Linked DNA regions of Mus musculus: region 1 is linked to region 2. The links are chromatin loops, found by intact Hi-C in ENCODE. Cell type or tissue: heart. All regions are shown on one strand.

The links. Hi-C counts contacts between places; a loop is a spot of excess contacts. Peaks named below come from ENCODE experiments on the same cell type or tissue, not always from the same donor. Only the 100,000 strongest peaks of a DNase experiment are listed, where the experiment ranks them.
Region 1: a loop joins it to region 2, with 1.9 times the contacts of the local background. A loop is called at or near these places in 3 of 42 quality-filtered maps.

Annotation. Positions count from the first base shown.
Region 1 is chr8:125,522,106-125,524,605 of GRCm38, forward strand. The region is part of intron 1 of Sipa1l2 (signal-induced proliferation-associated 1 like 2); the gene reads right to left. It overlaps 4930566D17Rik (a long non-coding RNA gene), which reads left to right and starts at 227. Exons shown (of 3, transcript XR_003947612.1): 1 at 227-1,207. In heart, no CTCF peak of the experiment used is centred here; a DNase peak (open chromatin) is centred at 1,246; H3K27ac peaks cover 1,734 bases.
Region 2 is chr8:125,460,047-125,462,546 of GRCm38, forward strand. All of the region lies in intron 10 of Sipa1l2 (signal-induced proliferation-associated 1 like 2), which reads right to left. Among named protein-coding and RNA genes, the nearest start is that of 4930566D17Rik, 61 kb to the right of the region's middle. In heart, a CTCF peak has its summit at 1,563; a DNase peak (open chromatin) is centred at 1,645; H3K27ac peaks cover 2,100 bases.

The DNA of each region.
Region 1 (2,500 bases), 62 kb after region 2:
TATTTTTATTGCTACTTCATAATTCATGAAAATTTGCTACTGTTATGAATTGTAATGCAAATATCTGTGTTTTTCCCGGTCTTAGGCGACCCCAGACGGGACGTGACCCACAGGTTGAAAAAACACTGCTCTAGCAGTGTCTAGCCACTCTGACAACAGCTCTCGTTCCAACTGACCCAAGTGTCCTTTGATGGGTGAATAAACAGTGTGACCCATTCACACAATGGAATGTTATTCAGCCTTAAGGAGGAAGGGAATTCTGACGTCTGATGCATTATGACTGAAGCTCCAGGGCCACTAAGTGAGATACATGAGTCACAAAGGGACAAAGGCTGAGACAGACCATTTCTCTTCCATGGGGTTCCAGGAATAGTGAAGACTCAAAGCAGAAGCAGAATAGATAGGTTCAGAGGGAGGAAGATAAGGAGGTTGCTTTAGCAGGTTCAGAATTCTAGTCTTATGGAAAACCACAGACAGACAGACAGACAGAACGGCTACATAAATATATGAATTTACTTGATAATGCCTAACGGCTTATGTTACAATATAATGACCCCCAACACCAGAATATTTGTGAAAGATTTCCTATCCAAGTGTTCCCTGGCCTGTCTGTCCACCTATCACAGCCACCAGTTCCCACAGGCAGCCCCTAGCTTCTAGCCATTGTAGTAGGACAAGAGCACACTGCGTTGTGATGTTCTCTGCCACTGAGGCTGTGCAAGAGGACACATGGAGCCGTCACCAGGGAGACCTATGCGGGAGACATGACTGCACTGCGAATAACAAGTATCTCTTGCGAACACAGTATGACCTTCCAGACCTTAAGAGAGAGGCATTTCTGAAGCATCGCTGTTTTCAGAGATCAATATTCCAATTTTCCTGTAAGGAGGGTTCTGTCCTCATGTGTCCTCGTGTGCATGTATTATGAGACCCCAACACAAACTCGAAAAGTCTGCTGCTAATAGTCAGCTTCACACGGCACTTCTGGGTTACTGTCTGTATTTTATGGTGAGGCCCCTACAAGATGAACATTATGAGAAAGCGCCTTTCCTTCCCCTGACATAGCAAGCATCCCATGAGAAGCAAAGCCCATTCTTTCAGCTGCTTTTGTTTATGGCCAGGAAAGGAAGCCACAGATTCTCTGAGTAGCATCAATGAGGACTCTGGAGCCTGGCCACACTTCCTCCTTCACAGGTGGCTTAATGAGGTAAGGGCTCTGTCTGGGCTGGGAAGTGGGGGAGGGGAGCACCTAAAACTGGGTCTTCCCCAGCAACTGTTATGTACTGGAATGCAAGGGAAGGGACAGGAAGATCCGCATTCCTAGGTCTGTGCTGGGGACACCTCACAAGATGCTCTGCACAGAAACAAGCCATGCAGACATGCCCCTCCCCACACCTTGTTCCTACCCGCAGGCTTCCTGAGGAAGTGCGGTTCTGAGGAAGTGCAGCCAGCACCAACACACAGTTATTCCTTGTAGCTCTCCCGCCAACGGTGAGAAGACAACCTGCTGGTATGCAGGGAAATCCAGCATCTAAGCAAGGCTATGGTTTGGTTTGGTTTGGTTTGGTTTTTTTCTTTAACAGTAAAATTCTTGGGGCTGTGTAGAGTGCTTGCCATGTAAGCTTGAGGTCCTGAGTTCGATCCCCAGAACTCAGGAAGAAAAGTCAAGCATGATGGTGTGCTCCTACAAACACAGTGCTGGGATTTAGAGACAAAGAGACAGGTACGGTCACTGGGGCACACTATCCAGACAGCCCAGCTGGATTGTTGGACCCCAGGCTAGTGGGAGACCTTGTTTCATAAAATGAAATGAACGGAACTTAAGAAAAGACACCAAAGGCTGACCTATGCTTCCATACATCTGCATGTTAAGAACATAGACATGTACATACACACAAAATGAAAACAAATAAAACCAAAGTTCCTTGTCAATATACTGAGGTCAGTCTAAGTCAAGCACGCCCTGTTCATTTCTGCGCAGACCTTAGAAGCTCTAGCAATCAGCAAAAGAGTCACATCTCTCCCCTCAGAATCCTGTACAGCTAGGATGGCCTCCACATTCCCTTCACCACTCTGAGATACGATGATGACGTGAACAATCAGCACTGGACACCAACACAGACTTAGCCCAGCTTGCCCAGTCAGCACTCGGTGTAGATCGCATGCACTAAGGACAGTGGGAACCAGGGGACTTTAGTACGTCAGATGGCATCAGTCTTCCTGGAAATGTGCTTTGGGCACTAACGTTCCTGACGATAGTATGTGTTTAGCATGCTGACCACTCAACTCACCCAGGCTAGTACAGACAGACAGACAGACAGACAGACAGACACACACACACACACACACACACACTGCACTGAGGCATATCACGATCTTGTGGAATTCCCAACATCAATGGCACTGAAATCTGGGTGGTTTAAGATGACTACTCTGCTTCCTTTCAAGTTACTCAGGAAAGGAAGAGAAACTGGACACAGAGACCCTTTGAAGCTATTTA
Region 2 (2,500 bases):
CAACAAAGCACAAAGAATCACAGGAGCCAGATGTACAGCCTGGAGTTTCATTTCCATTTTTATTGGACATATTTACTAAATTCGCAATGTGTGGCAAGTCATGCATGGCTCTGGAGAGTCATTACTTCTCAGACAGCGGCCTTTGAAGGATGCCTTTCCCCTAAAATGTCACTGACTGAATGCGAGGGTTAGGGGTGGGGCCTGATCTTTGAAAAACAGAAAAAGATCTTTAAATAGAACAAAACCAAAACCCAACAACTTTGTGTGTGTAAATGTGGGTGGGTGGATGCATGTGGGCCACGGTGCCCATATGAAAGTCACAGGACAACCCTGGGTGTCTATTCTCACGGTCCACCTTGAAACGGGGGTCGCTGATGCACAGCAGACTGGCAGGCCCTGAACTTCTGGGGCTTCCTAGCTCTGCCTCCCGTCTTGCCAGAGGAACGCTGGGCTTCCAACCTCCCAGGGCTGCTCTCCTGTGGGCCTAGGGATCTAAACTCAGGTCTGCATACTTCCTGGCAAGCCCTGCACCTACTTAGTAATCTCAGTCAGAAAGACCTTAATCAGGCAGCCCAGGGAGTGGCAGCACTTCCGGCCCAGTAGCCAGAATGAGCCCATTCCTCAGCTCATTTCCATTTGAAGAGTCATCCCCGGTGCTCCGGGTCGCTCCCGAGATGGGCTAGAATTTACTCAAGGGTCCTGGCCCAGCAGGAGATTCCTTAATGAGCTTCCCCCACCAACTCCATCAAGAAACCAAAAGTGGCCCTGGTTTCTTTCAACTGGGAGCAGGGTGGAGGCAGGCAGCTGGACTGTCCTTGAGGCTCAGAAATGACTTCAGAGCAGGCGTGGCTTTTGATTCACACAAACACACCAGCTCCACACAAGACTTCAGTCAACTCTGTAGTGAAGGGTGGAACCAGGCAGGCATCACTGACCTGAGGACAGCCAGAAGTGCCCATTAACCTGAAGGCCCCTCAGGCTGCAGGAGGAAGCAGATGGGTTCTCAAATTATTTCTCACTGATATCCTGTAAGAGTATTACTGAGCTAATCTATCTATCTATCAATCAACCTATCTATCTATCTATGAATGAATGAGGCACTTTCTCATTCAGAGAGGCACAGCACTGAGGTAAGATTCCTTATAATTAGCTAGTTTTGCCGTGTCTGTCACCCTCATAGAACTTGCACAGAGGCCCACTACATAGTAAAAAATCACACAGATGTGTGCACATGCACATAACTGCTCATTTAACTCCTTTCCTTCCTGACAGGCTCTAAGAGCCAATTTATGAAAGAAGATGGAGGTAATTTTCCACACCACAAATCAAATGTGATGTCAGAGCCTCAGGCAAATCCTGTATCCTTAACTATAGGACCATGAAACCAATGTAAGCTGCCCTTAAAGAGAGTTTTCAGTTTTATTTAAAAGGTTTATTATTTATTGGTGTGCATGTGCATGCATACGTAAGCTGGGAAAGCAGCTTGGTACTTGCCTAGCATTCCTGAGGCCTCTAGCAACATGCACACAGGAGCATGTGTGAGACACATACATGAACTCCCTCTTTCTAACATAACAGAGTACTACAGGGCCTGACTGTACTGGGGCATGGCTGGGACACCCAGAGCAGCACTTCCTGCATAGCTAAGAGCTGGTGTGACAGGGCTGCAGGCAGAGGACTTCTGACTACAGCACATACCATTCTCAGGGCCCATCCCCATCAGAAGTGAAAGTGAATCAGGAAGAATGAAAACACTAACTTTAAAAAAGCTCAATGGAGAGTCCTGCTTGATGTGTGCTGGGTTGGTTCCTTCCCCAGAGGTGAGAACAGAGAGAGGGCAGCTGAGCAATGTAAGGAGAAGACTGTGTGCTCTGGGAAGGGCATCAACAAAGGCGAAGTCTCTGAATAAATATCCTGGCTATTTTCAATTGCACTTAAAACAAAGAATTAATTATAGGCAGATCCAGGCAGATAAGAAAGCCTCTTTGGAGGAAAAACATGCTCTTGAGGAAAAGACAGCAGCAAAAACATCCACTCTGTAGTTTTGTTTATTTGTTTTAGCTGAAAAACAATTCAATATTCCTTAGGAAATTCTATTCTTTGAAATCATGTGCTCAAAATACCAGGCATAATGAGAATGTTACTATTTTTATTATCTAACGTTCTTAAAAGCTTCTAGAGTTTCTTACAGAGCAACAGCAGACCAAACCTATATCAGGTCTGGAAACGTTTTCACTCATCTCTGCAGTTGTCTTGTCTCCAGGAGAAACTGAAGACCTGACCCTTGCTGACAGAGGAGGCACACATCTGTATTCCCACCACAGATGCCCTTAAAAGTTGCTGTCAAAGACGTTCACTTACAGGCCACGTCAGCTTCTATTCTAGGAAGGCCGAGAGGAAGCTTAGCTCTTACTCAATTTGACTTTTGTTTTATGAAATAGTTTTTTATCTTCCATTGTGGCTTCTTTATCTTAAGTTTGGCTCATGGGGTCCTGGGACA